2 separate regions of the Homo sapiens genome follow, and region 2 is linked to region 1. Evidence: chromatin loops called from intact Hi-C (ENCODE). Cell type or tissue: mammary epithelial cell. All regions are shown on one strand.

Region 1 (8,000 bases):
AAGATAATATGTTTTGGTTAGAAACAACAAAACCTCTGTCTTGTGACCTTGGATAATTAAATACTGTTTTAGGATCTTGGTCTCCTGACCAAAAAGTTGATATTGTATCTGATCTGCTAACTTTACAGTTAATAATGAGACTGAATCTAATAAACATGAAGTCTTTGAACATCTTCCAAACAGAAGGAAATATTACTATGGCTCTAGCTCTCTTAAATGCTTCAATGGACTAGTTAGGAACATATTTTACTCATGCTTTCTAGTCATCTCTAGGGATCCTCATTTTAAATCTCCATGTGTGTGACTCTCAGCATGGAGGCATAAAGATGGATACTGTGTGCCTCATTTCCTTCTCTAGGGAATGTGCAAAACCACATCACTCCTGTGGGCTGTGATCAGTGCAATAACCATGCCCCCACCCCACTGCAGGCCCCTCTGGCTTAAGAACCTATCCCACCCATAGGTTGCTATTTAAATTGTTAAAATGAGAAAATACAAATTGTCCCAGCCTCAGCAACTACCCAAATAGGAAGCCAAAATGGAAGCTATTCCCAAGAAGCAGGTAACTATAGCAGCCTTTCTGTGTTTCTGCTGTAAATAGCCATCCTGTAAACAGGCTCCTTCTGCCAGGCAGCTAGCAATTCCCTCTCTACTTGTCAGTGGAGTCCCTCAGAGATGAGTTCAGTGAATTATCAGAATGACCAAGATTTTCTACTTTAACTGAGTTAATTGATTAGACCCAGAAACTTTGAAGCTAAAACAATCTCACAACCAGAGCCTCACATTGGTATGTGTTTGGTCTCTGTTTTTCTCACCTCTGCAAAACATACCATTGAAATCTCTAAGGGAAGGGGAAAAGGAGAAAAAGGTAAGGAAGCCCATGGTAATCTGACAGCATTCCCCACTTGGGCCCAGGAGCACTTGGCCTGCCATTGGCCTTGCTAGGAGTGATCCTACAATGGAAATGAGCAAACCTAGCCCTTCAGGGAGGAGCACACAAATGTAGGGAGGTTTCAGAGCCATTTCTGCCATCCTGCCTCTATGAGGATGGGAGGCTGGTTTTATACTCTTTTAGAAAACTGGAAAAGTAAGTCCCTGGAATCTCAGTCTTTCTTAGGTTTCTACCTGCCTAGCAGGAGTCAGCCTTATCTATCCTTTTCTTAAAGTAGGGGATATTTAGAGATACACATCTGCCTCAGTCCTTTCAAAGAGAAAAGCAAAGAAAAGGGCACAGGGCTGGCACTCCCATTTCCCAGTTGAATTTAAAAAGATCTTTGGTTTTGTGTCTTGAATATTTTGTGTACATGACAAAGTAGTAATGAAAGGAATTATATAATTTTCAGTAATGGAGACAATTCTGTTGGGATTTAAGGGTCAAGTGGGGTGGGCCAAAGTGGGGAAACCACATAAATAAAACCAAATGGGTTATTTAAGCAGGCAGGGCCTGGCATATGGCTACCAGAAACCAGCTTATGAGCCCAAGGGATAACACATTGCAGGGAATTACAGGCCAAAGGGAAAGATCTGCAGAAATGCTGAACAGAGATATTGATGTGTGTCCTCCATCATAATGTGGGGACGGATCGGCTCTGAGCATAAGCCTGGGTGAAGAACGGAGAAAGGGATGGGAGAGCCTGACAGCCTAGACCAGCAGACAGGTAGCTTCAAGTCTCAGTGTCCCCCACCAACGCGATCTGACTTGGGGAATGTTATTTACATCCCTGTGCTTCCATGTCCTCATATGAAAAATAGGGATAATAACAGGACACACTGTGGAAAAAAAAGAAATAGAAGTTATCCCATAGGCTTTATTTCATGAGAATTAAATGAGTTAACATACAAAACCTAAGCGCAGTTCCTAACACATAGTTAATGTTCAATAAGTATTAACTAGTATTAATGTTGCTATATGAGGATCTTACAGAGATGTTGAATGGGCAAAATGAAGCAATATATGTAACATATTTGGCACAGTGCTTAACACGTAGTAATTACTCAAGGAAGAGACGTTATAGAGAACCAAGCAAAAGTCTCTCTTATGTACACATAGGCAACAAAGAGCTAACTAGAGGGCTGAAAACAAGCATGTTGGAATCAGGATACATCCCGAAGGACACAGCCTTGCCTGGAAGGACTCAGATTGGGAGGTCAGGAGCGTAGGTAAGTAGACCAGGCAGTGGCAGAATTAAGAATGCAGGCAGACATACAGCAAATAGGGCAGCAACTACTTTTGGAGGAAAAAAAAAAAAAAAAACATCTGCCCCAGCCAGGAAGTCACCAATTACAAACTTCCTGTGATAAGAGACCAGTTCCTAAGTCTGGCCTGGCTATGACCTAAAAGTAAAAATAAATTCACTGGCCCCATGTCCTGTTGGCTAAGAATACAGATAGAACTATAACGTGCACTGCTAAATGAAAGAGAGATTATTTGTCCATGTTCAAGTTCAGATTCCTGTCCAGGGATAAAGAAATGACTTCTGGCCAGGCATGGTGGCTCATGCCTGTAATCCCAACACTTTAGGAGGCCAAGGTGGGAGAATCACTTGAGCTCAGGAGTGCAAGACCAGCCTGGGCAACTTAGTGAGACCCTGTCTCTACAAAAAAATTAAGAAAATAGTAACTTCCATGTTTGCTACAGATTAATAGATTAGTGACTAATAATTAGGCACCCATGCCGCAAGCTACCCAGAAGCTGTCCTCCCAAAACTGGGAACTTGATATCAACACCAGTATTGTGGAGAATGTAAGCTACAGCCGGGGTGCAGTCTTGTTAAAAGGAAGGAAATTGGAAACATCGTTCTCAGCCTTGTAATAGCCTTGATGTTGACCAAGATGTTATTTAAGCCTGGAGCTTTTATTACCTTAGGAAAACCAGCACAACGAGGGTTGCTTGTAATCATGACTTAATTACCCGACTTTCAGGTTTTAAATGCCCACTTTTTTTGTTCGGAGTGAATTTTAAATGCATTTCTATCAGCATCTACTTTAAAATGGACAAAACGTGCTAGCAGATTAGTCATCTTAGGTAGAATCTACTTTCATTTATGTTTTGTGTAGGTCAAATGAACATCCATGCCAGAGAAACGCACATCATGAAATACACTGAGGTCTGTCTGGGAAAGCAAAGTCAAGACCATTCAAAAGCTCTGAAGTAAACCACACCCTAATTTTGACCACAAAGTTCATTTTACTTTTCAAGGTATCGTCACTGACATTCTGTAGCACTCCTTAAAGTGAAGCCCTGACTCTGTTCCTTAGAGAAGAAATCTTGGCTCTGGATATTTGACTTGGGTCTAATTATTATTGTGGGTTTTTTTAGAGATCATTCCAAAAACATACAACCCAAGGCTCAGATAGAACTCTTTGGTTAAGGTAGGGGAGGAGCGGCGGAGGCAAATTTGCGGTTACTTGACATGGCCAAGGGCCATGGTATCATCAAAAACATGCACCTGTAACCCATTCATACGGTAAGATCACCTGGGCCATTGTTATCGTCTTATTACCATTATGTGCTGCTGCCTATATGTCACTGGAGTATTTAAGATGTACAGGTCTGAAAGAATGTTCATCTAATTTTACATATTACGGAGAATGGATTTAAACTCTTACTTGGAAGTCGCATGAGAATGGGGAAATTGAGCATTGGAGGTAGGTTTTTTGGAGTAAGATGCCAGTGAAGGTCTTTTTACACTGCGCTCTGTGACATTATGAGACTGCAGTCCTCAGGTTGCAGGGTAAAGCATAATGCTTTAAGTCACAGTGATGCTTAGAATGCGAATCGGTACGGCCTTAAGTATCTTCTTTAAGACTCCCTTGTGTTTGCCTCACAAAAAAAAAGATTGTGAACTGTTCTGCATGAATGTATGCATCCCACACACACATATCCCTTATGTCTATGATGATCAAAGTTAAGATGAAGAACCCATAAAAGATAAGAATGAGCTGAAGTAACTACAGGGCATGGCCAAATTAAATCTTAGATTCATTAAAATCACCCACCAAGGCTAAGATATTGGGGTGGTCACAGGTGTATCAGGGCATCAGCAGTGAAATGCATGGAGCACAGCTTTGCCCTGTAGGTGCATTTCTGTCAAATGCAGGATGAAAAAAGGTCAGACTGATGCCTCTTCATTCATTTGATGGGATGCCCATTCATTTGATGGGATTTTTAGAATGAGGGGTATAACCTGTAGATCAAGTGTTTTCTGTACTGGGACTCACCCTTGGCAAAAGGTTTGGGCAGAACAAACCCGCGTGAGTATGTACTGTTCATGCATGATATGCCATCTAGTGGTTAAGTGAGCCTAACATGAATGAAAAGAAAAATGGTCTCAGGTCCCTTCTGCCTCTATACTCTCCATTAGACAACAGTAGAGGTTCGATGCTATTATTTGGAAAGAAAAGAATTTATTTTCTTAGAAGCCATAGGTTGAATACAAATTCATCTGTGACCACCCCAATTGCTTAGCCTTGGTGGGTGATTTTAATGAATCATAAGATTTAATTTGGCCATGCCCTGTACTTACTTTAGCTCATTCTTACCTTTTATGGGTTCTTTATCTTAACTTTGATTATCATAGAACTATTATACAGTTCTTTATTATGTGTGTGGGGGATAAACACATTTATGCAGAACAGTTTACAACTGTTTTTGTGAAGCAAAAACAAAGTAGTCTTAAATAAGATACTTAAGGCCATACCCCTTTGCATCTAAGCATCTAAGGAGAACCCTGATATTATAGTAATTATTAAAGCCAAAAGCTGTACGTTGTGTGTGTTTTTTTTTGTACATATGTGTTTTGTTTGGCCCACAGGGTACTGTCTTCCATTTTATTTTATTGGCGTATAATTCCTATATACAATATAGTGCAAAAAATCTTTAGTATATGGCTCGATAAATTTGTATGTATGTATAACCCACGTGATCATCACCCAGATCAAGATACAGAAGTGTCCAGCCTCCCTCAGATCCCCCCAACCCCAGTCAGTCCTCCCTCAAAGACAACCACTGTATTAGTCAGGATTCCCTAGAGAGACAGAACTAATAGGAGGTATATACAGGAGTTTATTAAGTATTAACTTACACGATCACAAGGTCCCACAGTAGGCTGGCTGCAAGCTTGAGGAGCAAGGAGAGCCAGTCCGAGTCTCAAAACTGAAGAACTCGGAGTCTGATGTTTGAGGACAAGAAGCATCCAGCACGGGAGAAAGATGTGGGCTGGGAGACTAGGCCAGTCTCGCGTTTCCCATGTTTCTGCCTGCTTTATATTTGCCGGCAGCTGATTAGATTGTGCCCACCAGATTAAGGGTGGGTCAGCCTTCCTCAGCCCGCTGTCAAATGTTAATCTCCTTTGGCAATACCCTCACAGACCCAGGATAAATACTTTGCATCCTTCAATCCAATCAAGTTGACACTCAGTATTAACTATCACAACCACTGTCCTGAACTCTGTCACCATAGGTTCATGATGGCATCATTAAAGTACATACTCCTGAAGTACCTCCCAGAAATAAGATTCTATAGTCACCATTTTAATAGTTTGCCCAAAAAAAGAACAGTTTCCTCAATTGTAACATTCTTGGGCCAAACAAAGGCTCTTTCCTGGGTTTACTGTTTGTTTATTTATTTATTTATTTATTTATTTATTTTTTTGAGACGGAGTCTTGCTCTGTCGCCCAGGCTGGAGTGCAGTGGCGCGATCTCGGCTCACTGCAAGCTCCGCCTCCCGGGTTCACGCCATTCTCCTGCCTCAGCCTCCCGCGTAGCTGGGACTACAGGCGCCCGCCACCACGCCCGGCTAATTTTTTGTGTGTTTTTAGTAGAGACGGGGTTTCACTGTGTTAGCCAGGATGGTCTCGATCTCCTGACCTCGTGATCCGCCCGCCTCGGCCTCCCAAAGTGCTGGGATTATAGGCGTGAGCCACCGCGCCCGGCCGGGTTTACTGTTTATTAGAGTCCAGGTGTCATATGTTCTCTCTGTTCCCTAGTATAAATTCCTACTATATTGTTTTTCTTACCATGCTTCTCACTGAGAGATATATCCGTTTGGTGCACTGATTGTATTTTCTCAAGTGTCTCTACAGGAAGCCAAGTCGATTTTCAAAGAAAATCCCATTACTTTTGAGCAGCATCTCAAAAGTAATCAGAGGTGCCACTGATTGTCATGGCAAAGCCTATAAATCCTGATGCAGTGTTTCAGAAATTAATGTGAATGCCATGTCGCCAACGACTGTTCTGACATCCTGTTCAAATTAAGCCAAGCGGTAGCATCAGTCCTAGCATCACAATGGCGAGAAAGCTTCTCAGTCTATAATCCAGCAAAGGTTAACTTATAATGAATGGCATAATGCAGTCATTGTTGCTATTTACACAGAACCTCTTTCTGTTCAAAGGGAACTAAAGTTTCTCTGAATATCAATATGTGTAGTATGTCAAGAAGCAGAGCTAGTTTTGAAATAAAATTATTCTTATTATTCCAGAGCTTTCTTCTTCATATTTATTGGATTGTTGGATTAGCAAACACGTGGTCAATCAACAAACGTGTCTAGCCAGCATGTTACTTCCAGGTGTCTTGCAGGGTGCTGGAGATAGAAAAGTGTAAGGTGTGTGAGTCCTCCCACACCACCACAGAGTTGAGCCTTGTTGTCCCCCTGGCCTGCAAACTGATGTTTAAAGAGATAACTGCTTCTTCGGATAATAAACAAGGCAGGAATATAGGCATTATCCTAATTTAGTCATTTTTACAAATTACTTGTATTTATTAATAAATATTTATTAATAATTTCTGGAAAACCAAGCACCACATGTTCTCACTCATAAGTGGGAGTTGAACAATGAGAACACAGGGACACAGGGAGGGGAACATCACACACTGGGGCCTGTCAGGGGGTCAGGGGCAAAGGAAGGAGAGCATTAGGACAAATACCTAGTACATGTGGGGCTTAAAACCTGGATGACGGGTGAATGAGTGCAGCAAACCACCATGGCACATGTATACCTGTGTTACAAACCTGCACATTCTGCATATGTATCCCAGAACTTAAATTATAGTAAATAAATTTTTAAAATGCAAAAAAAAATAGTTTCTGGAATAAGAATGAAAACTAATTTTTTAATTTTTAATGTTTCCTGTTATGGGACATTTTGGTTGTTTGCTGTTTTTAAAATACTTATAGATATTTTATGTCTATGTATTTGAAATTAAGTCTCTGACTCCCTGCCATGCTCAATGGCTGGAGCTTCCAGAATAGTGTTAAATAATAATGGTTATACTGGCTTTCCGTGGTTTTCCTGATTTTAAAGGAAGTAACTCTGGTGTTTATTAATATGCTGATTTGAAAGGGTTACAAAAATCATACTAAGTCCTTTGTATTCTAATTGTTAAACATCAATAATGAGGAATTAAACATTACCAAATGTCTTTGATGCTGTTGAAATCATTCCATTTATACCAATTTGGCCTATGTATATAATATATTAATAGATTTCCTAATATTTTCCCCCTTCCCCAGAGTGAATACAACTATTTCATGAGGTATTATTCTTTTAATGACTTGTAAAATTCAAATCATTAAACTCTATCCTATTGTTTTTAGAATTTTAACATATGTGTATTATGTATTACTCTTTAAAGACAACTACTATGGCAGGGTTGAAGACAAACTGTTAGTCTCATTCTAGTCTATAAATAGGAGTTGCAGAAATCGGGGGTGGGGAAGAACCTATTTGTCTATTTTATTTTTCATTGTCCTTTTTCCTTTATTTTTTTGAGACAAGGTCTCTCACTCTTGTCGCCCAGGCTGGAGTGCAGTGGCACAATCATAGCTTCACTGTAACCTGCAACTCCTGCTCAAGTGATCCTCCTGCCTCAGCCTTTTGAGCAGCTGGAACTGCAGGCATGTGCCACCATACATGGTTAATTTTTATTTTATTTATATGGAGATAGGGTCTCACTCTGTTGCCTGGGCTGGTTTCAAACTCCTGGGCTCAAGCAATCCTC
Region 2 (8,000 bases), 140 kb before region 1:
ACCATACCTGGCTAATTTTTTGTATTTTTAGTAGAGACGAGGTTTCACCATGTTGGCCAGGCTGGTCTCGAACTCCTGACCTCAGGTGATATGCCCACCTCAGCCTCTCAAAGTACTGGGATTACAGACATGAGCCAGTGTGCCTGGCCTGATTTTTATTTTTAATAGGATTAATCACCAGCATCTAAAAAGTCTGATGTCTTATAAAACATCAGATTTTCAGCTTTCTGTGAAAAAATGGGGAAAATCTGACAACACTTGAGTTTGCATTCTTTCTTGACATTTGACCAGCCCTTATTTCAGTGGGGTATTGAAATAGCCACATTCCCCAGCATTATCAGCATAGAAACTGTGTGCCAATAACCATTCATCTCAGTACTCTGAGAGCCAAGTTTAACCAGCTCCTCAATTGCCTTAACCTGCCTAGACCCTGTAGAGATTTAAGTTTGCAACTTTTGTTTAGAGACTCAGTTTAAAGGTCTTACATGATGACTTTGAAGGTTAGATTATTTAATTTTGTGGCTATAAAATACCAGAATACAAAAAGATTTTAAAACCCATGAATAAACATACTTACTTTGTTCATCTGTACATCTTCATTGGTCGATTTATCCGTGTATCATGTCTTATTTATAACACCACATTGCCATGGAAATTCACTGCTGTACTTTTCACTTTCCAGCCCTACTAAATTTTACACTTAACATTTTCAGAGCTGCTTGTACAAAGTACAGATTTAGTTAGTAGCAATCTCAAGTGGTTTTATAATATTAAACATTAAATAACTTTAAAAATGCAAACAAGGGAAAAGTAAGAAGTCAGCCAAATCCTGACACATAAATTTAACAAAAAAGCAACACAGAGTCTCTCATTTACGTGACGTACTGCTTAACCACTTTGTAAGAATGAAGCCCTCCTTCATTCTACACTTGTGTCTTCTTCAAATCTAATAGGAGATGTCTGTCCTAGAGTCATATTGTAGTTGGTAGTTTGTCTAGCCATTGGCACTGGCCCATACTCATGAAACTTGAAGTCATTTATTGGGTGTACGTCATAAGCCAGCTATATAAAAATAGTAATGATAGTTAAGAGTTATGGAGCCCTTGCCATGTGTTGAATGCTGTTCTACATACTTTACAAGTATTGCCTCATTTAATCCTCATTCTAACCCTTTGATGTAGGTGGTTTTATTTTCATTTTGCAGATGAGAAAGAGGCATAGGGAGTGCCCAGGATCAAACAGACTGTGTGAAATTGTGGAGGAAGTCTTCATGCCCAGGCTGAGTGAACATAGCTTCCTGAGAGCCAGTCCTACGTAGAAGATTTAAGACACAGATCTTTCACTCAGAGTTGAAAATTTCCAACTGATTGTTGGTCACTTAAAGGATGACTAATAACATATGTTGTCTTAATGTTAGAACAATATCTTATGGGGATAAACACTTCTTGGGAGGTGGAGACCAGAGAAAACCGCAGGAGGATCATGAAAGGTTGAGATGGACGAAGAAGAAAACTCAGGGTTAAGGCTTTTTTGTGTTGTTTTGTTTAATTCACATATGGTGAAACAAGAATGAGATTTATCTAGTCTCCCTAAAGAGGTTATCCCAGGCTAGGCCAGAGCAACAGTTGATTAGCTTTACCCAACTAAGAAAAGGGTGGAGGCACAGAGACATCATATGGGTTGCCTATTGCAGAGATTTTGAGTTTCAGGTTGGCTGAGAATATTAAAGCACTGGGGGATTAGGAGTGTTGGCCTCTGGATATGTAAGAATTGCTCTTTGGTGACAGTGCCTTAGGCCATCTGTCTGAACAGCACTTCTTAAGATCTCAAACTCCTCTTGTTCTTTTTCTGTGTTTTGCAAGCAACCTCCTGTGTAGATTTTTCTGCAGGAGGAGTAACTCTCATTCATGTCAAAGCAAATAGTCTGGACTTTGTGACTGCTCTGTCATGATTAATCAATTGACAGCCTGGCTTACAGGTCTGGCTGTGGCACTCAGCTAATGCCAGCCTACCTCTTGAAGAAAGGTAAAGACTAGGTGTGTTGGGCTGGGGAAGAGACTGAGGGAATGGAGCAAAGGAAGTAAATGAAACGGATATTTCCAATGCAGAACTTTGAGGTTTGATGCCTGGGATAAAGGGGGGTTGAAGGCGAAGGAAGACTCAAGGACCTGGGACATTGAGTGAATAATAGTGTCCTTGACAGAGATGGAAGGAAGAAACAGTGGATTCCTGGGAGAAAGATAATATGTTTTGTTTGTTTTTGGATTTTGAGCCTCAGGTGCCGACGTTTGGGTGTCCAAATGACATTGGGTGTCCAGGGATATAGAGATGGTTAGAGGCAGTGATTGCCCAGCATACAGGGAGTGGGTGAGTTCACCTAGCAGGAGCACGTGGTGTGAAAAGAAGGCTGAGGATGGAACCCCAGGTGTCACTGGCATTGACAGACCAAGGGTGGTCTGTGCACAAGGCAAGAGAAGCAGAGGGTTGGGACAGAAAGGGAATGAGCACAGCAGCAGTGATCCAAACAAGGTGGAATGGCCAGTTGTGTCAAATATTGCAGGATCAAGATACAAGACTTAATTAATATAGGACTTGGACTCAAAATATAAGAGTTCAAGAGAACTTAACGGTCTGATTGTTTCTCCAGAAGAGACACTTAAACTTGCCCAGGATCACCCTGTGAGTATCATAGGTGTAAACACTGTTGCTACAGTGTTTCCTGCTTGGCAACCTCATGATCTCATGTTCACCCATTGTTTCATGCTGCTCATTTTCTAAGTATAGCTTTACAGTCAATATGTAATACCATGTAATAGTGGCTAGGACCAGAAATCATGATGCTCGGTTCAAGTGGGCAGCTCAGTCTCACTGTCTTCCCATGCTCTTAGTGAAAAAAGGGCCCTTGTTATTTAGAACATGAGGTGCTGCAGTATGAATATAGCTGATGTGTGAGCAACTCACAACTCTTGCAATCAGCATGCAGCTCATATGGCATCAGCCAGTCAGCTAAGAACTTCATTGTGTGCATTGTAATGGGGTTGGATTTTGTGAAATGGCTTATTTTCTTATGCAGGAGTGCAAGTTCACTGGCATTTATTGGAAAAATGTAAGCATTGACAGATTGTTAGGCTGATTATGGCCCCTTCACTGAGTGAGGAAGGAACAAGAGCATCTTCTCAAATAGAAAATACAAATTATTGGTCAGAAGTCTGTGCAACTACATTTGTTTTCAATTGGATGGGAGATCCTTGACATACATGGATTTAACTTTCATACATATGTGCATACAAACGTATGTGTATACACATATTTTCATAATATACATATGCATATGTGTGAACATATACACATGTATAAACATCTGTGTCTACACATACTTGTATTTTCTTTACAAACAACTTAAAACTCCAGGAGATGAGGCATGATTTTAAATGTCTGCATTGTGTGACTGGTATGTCAGGGCAATTGAAAGAGCCCAGCTGGCTTTCACAGCTGGGAGGCTGGTAGCCTGGGGCAAGTTCTCAGCCCTGCTTGCCCACTGCCTGGAAACAAACTTGGTGCTGTTGTGGGGTGCATGGTGGGAGTGACAGTGGCCTTTTGGGTTGTGTGGAAGCTGGGTGATGCCTGTAATTGCTGGCTTTCCCCCACTTCCCTGACCAACCTGCATGACACAGCAGAGGCAGCCATAATCTTCCTGGGAACATAACTCCATTGGCCTGGGAACCACACCCCCATCCCCCATAGCAGCTGCAGCAACTCCTGCCCAAGGAGAGTCAGAGCTCAGACGTGCCTAGCCTTGCCCCAACCTGATGGTCCTTCCTGGCTCACTCTAGTAGCTGAAGACAAGAGGCATATACTCTTGGGAGTTCTAGGTCCCCATCCACTGCCTGATGCTCCCTATATTACCACAGCTGATGCTCTCTTCAAAGCGCCACCTCCTGGTAGGAGGCCAATCAGCACAAAATAGTTCATTAAACAACCAAAACTTAAGGAACCTCACAGAGTCCATTTCACCCCCCCTGCCACCTCCTCTGGAGCTGGTACCCATAGCTGAGAAATCTGCAGATGGTTCACATCACAGGACCCAGTGTAGACAACCCCCAGCACCAGCCCAGAGCCTGGTAGACCTGCTGGGTGGCTAGATCCACAAGAGAGATGACAGTCACTACAACTTGGCTCTCAGGAAGCCACATCCCTAGGAAAAGAGGGAGAGTACTACATCAAGGGAACACCTCATGGGACAAAGAATCTGAACAGCAGCCTTGAACCCCACATCTTCCCCCTGACATAGCCCACTCAAATGAGAAGGAACCAGAAAAACAATTCTGGAAATATGACAAAACAAGTTTCTTTAACACCCCCGAAAAATCACACCAGCTCACCAGCAATGGATCCAAACCAAGAAGAAATCCCTGATTGACCTGAAAAAGAATCCAGAAAGTCAGTAATTAAGCTAATCAAGGAGGCACCAGAGAAAGGTGAAGTCCAATTTAACGAAATAAAAAAAAAATGATAGAAGAAATGAGGGAAGAAATCTTTAGTGAAATAGACAGCATAAATAAAATACAATAAAAACTTTAGGAAATACTGGATGCACGAAAGAAATGCAAAATGCTCTGGAAAGTCTCAGCAATAGAGTCGAACAAGCAGAAAAAAGAGTGTCAGAGCTTGAAGACAGGTTTTTGAATTAACACAGTCCAACAAAGACAAAGAAAAAAGACTAAGAAAAAATGAGCAAAGCCTCCCAGAAATCTGGGATTACATTAAATGACCAAACCTAAGAATAATCGGTGTTCCTGAGGAAGAAGAGAAATCTAAAAGTTTGGAAAACATATTGGGGAGAATAATCGAGGAAAACTTCCTTGGCCTTGCTAGAGCCGTAGACATCCAAATACAAGACACACAAAGAACATCTGGGAAATTCATCACAAAAAGATCATCGCCTAGGCACACTGTCATCAGGTAGTCTAAAGTTAAGACGAGGGAAAGAATCTTAAGAGCTGTGAGGCAAAAGCACCAGGTAACCTATAAAGGAAAACCTATCAGATTTACGGCAGATTTCTCAGCAGAAATCCTACAAGCTAGAAGGGATTGGAGACCTATCTTCAGCTTCCTCAAACAAAACAATTATCAGCCGAAAGTTTTGTATCCAGTGAAACTAAGCTTCACAAATGAAGGAAAGATACAGTCTTTTTCGGTCAAACAAATCCTGAGAGAATTTGCCATTACCAAGCCAGCACTTCAGGAACTGCTAAAAGGAGCTCTAAATTTTGAAACAAATTCTGGAAACACATCAAAACAGAACCTCTTTAAAGCATAAATCTCACAGGATCTATAAAACAAAAATACAATTTAGGAAAAAAAAATAAAAATCCAAGGTATACAGGCAATAAATAGCATAATGAATGCAATAGTACCTCACATCTCAATACTAACATTGAATGTAAATGGCCTAAGTGCTCCACTTAAAAGATACGGAATGGCAGAATGGAGAAGAATTCACCAACCAACTATTGCTGCCTTCAAGAGACTTACCTAATACATAAGGACTCACATAAACTTAAGGTAAAGGAGTGGAAAAAGACTTTCCATGCAAATGGACACCAAAAGCGAGCAGGAGTAGCTATTCTTATATTAGACAAAACAAACTTTAAAGCAACAGCAGTTAAAAAAGACAAAGAGGAACATTATATAATGATAAAAGGCCTTGTCCAACAGGAAAATGTCACAATTCTAAATATTTATGCACCTTACACTGGAGCTCCCAAATTTATAAACAGTTACTACTAGACCTAAGAAACGAGATAGATGGCAACACAGTAATAGTGGGGACTTCAGTACTTCACTGACAGCATTAGACAGGTCATCAAGACAGAAAGTCAACAAAGAAACAATGTATTTTTACTATACCCTGGAACAAATGGACTTAATAGATATTTACACAACATGCTACCCAACAACCACAGAATATGCATTTGATTCATCAGCACATGGAACCTTCTCCAAGACAGACCATATGATAGGCCACAAAAGTCTCAATAAATTTAAGGAAATTGAAATTATATCAAACATTCTCTGAGACCACAGCAGAATAAAAGTGGAAATCAACTCCAAAAGGAACCTTCAAAACCATGCAAATACATGGATATTAAATAACCTGCTCCTGAATGATCATTGGGTCAGAAATGAAATCAAGACGGAAATTTAAAAATTCTTCAAACTGAATGACAATAGTGGCTCAACCTGTCAAAACCTCTGGGATACAGCAAAGGTGGTGCTAAGAGGAAGGTTCATAGCCCTAAATGCCTACATCAAAAAGTCTGAAAGAGCACACACGGACATTCTGAGATCACACTTCAAGGAACTGGAGTAGCAAGAACAAACCAAACCCAAACCCAGCAGAAGAAAGGAAATAACCAGAATCAGAGCAGAACTAAATGAAATTGAAACAAAAAAAATTGCAAAAGATAAATGAAATAAAATGTTGGTTATTTGGAAAGATAAAGAAAATTAATAGACCATTAGCAAGATTAACCAAGAAAGGAAGAGAGAAAATCCAAATAAGTTCAATTAGAAATGAAACAGGAGGTATTACAACTGACACTACAGAAATACAAAAGATCATTCAAGGCTACTATAAACACCTCTACACCCGTAAACCAGAAAACCTAGAGGAGATAGATAAATTCCTGGAAAGATACAACCCTCCTAGCTTAAATCAGGAAGAATTAGACACCCTGAACGGACCAATAACAAGCAGTGAGATTCAAATGGTAATTAAAAGCTTAGCAACAAAAAAAAGTCCAAGACCAGATGGATTCACAGCTGAATTCTACCAGACATTCAAAGTACGATTGGTACCAATCCTATTGACTCTATTCCACAAGGTAGAGAAAGAAGGAATTCTCCCTAAATCATTCTGTGAAGCCAGTGTCACCCTAATACCAAAACCAAGAAAGGACATAACCAAAAAAGAAAACTACAGACCAATATCCCTGATGAACATACATGCAAAAATCCTTAACAAAGTACTAGCTAACCAAATCCAACAACATGTCAAAAAGATAATCCAGCATAATCAAGTGAGTTTCATACCAGGGATACAGGAGTGGTTTAACATACATCAGTCAATAAATGTGATACAACACATAAACAGAATAAAAACAAAAATCACACGATCATCTCAATAGACCAAGAAAAAGCATTTGACAAAATCCAGCATGGCTTTATGTTTAAAACCCTTAGCAAAATTGGCATTCAGCAGACATACCTGAATGTAAGAAAAGCCATCTATGATAAACCCAGAGCCAAAATAATACTGAATGGGGAAAAGTTGAAAGCATTCCCTCTGAAAACAGGAACAAGGCAAGGATGCCCACTTTCACCACTTCTCTTCAACATAGTACTGGAATCCAAGCCAGAGCCATCAGACAAGAGAAAGAAATAAAAGGCATCCAAATCAGTCACAAGGAAGTCAAACTGTGGCTGTTTGCTGATGATATGATTATATACCTGGAAAACCCTAAAGACTCCTCCAAAAAGCTCCTAGAACTGATAAAAAATTCAGCAAAGCTTCTGGATACAAAATTAATGTACACAAGTCAGTAACTCTCGTATACACCAACAGCGACCAAGTGGAGAATCAAATGAAGAAATCAACCCCTTTTACAGTAGCTGCAAAAAGAATAAAATACTTAGGAATATATCTAACCAAGAAGGTGAAAGACCTCTACAAGGAAAACTGCAAAACACTGCTGAAGTAAATCATAGATGACATAAGCAAATGGAAACACATCTCATGCTCATGGGTGGGTAGAATAAATATTGTGAAAATGACCATACTGCCAAAAGCAATCTACAAATTCAGTGCAATTTCCATCAAAATACTACCATCATTCTTAACAGAACTAGAAAAGCAATCCTAAAATTTATATGGAACCAAAAAAGAGCCTACATAGCCAAAGCAAGACTATGCAAAAGAACAAATCTGGAGGCTTCAA

The links. Hi-C counts contacts between places; a loop is a spot of excess contacts. Peaks named below come from ENCODE experiments on the same cell type or tissue, not always from the same donor. Only the 100,000 strongest peaks of a DNase experiment are listed, where the experiment ranks them.
Region 2: it touches region 1 in a loop (2.5-fold over the local background); 3 of 110 quality-filtered maps call a loop at or near these places.

The regions. Positions count from the first base shown.
Region 1 is chr2:168,755,121-168,763,120 of GRCh38, forward strand. The region is part of intron 8 of CERS6 (ceramide synthase 6); the gene reads left to right. Among named protein-coding and RNA genes, the nearest start is that of CERS6-AS1, 27 kb to the right of the region's middle. In mammary epithelial cell, a CTCF peak has its summit at 4,285 (motif pointing left); no DNase peak of the experiment used is centred here.
Region 2 is chr2:168,610,960-168,618,959 of GRCh38, forward strand. All of the region lies in intron 3 of CERS6 (ceramide synthase 6), which reads left to right. Among named protein-coding and RNA genes, the nearest start is that of MIR4774, 32 kb to the left of the region's middle. RefSeq lists an enhancer at 3,580-4,079. In mammary epithelial cell, a CTCF peak has its summit at 3,937 (motif pointing left); a DNase peak (open chromatin) is centred at 3,772; H3K27ac peaks cover 2,105 bases.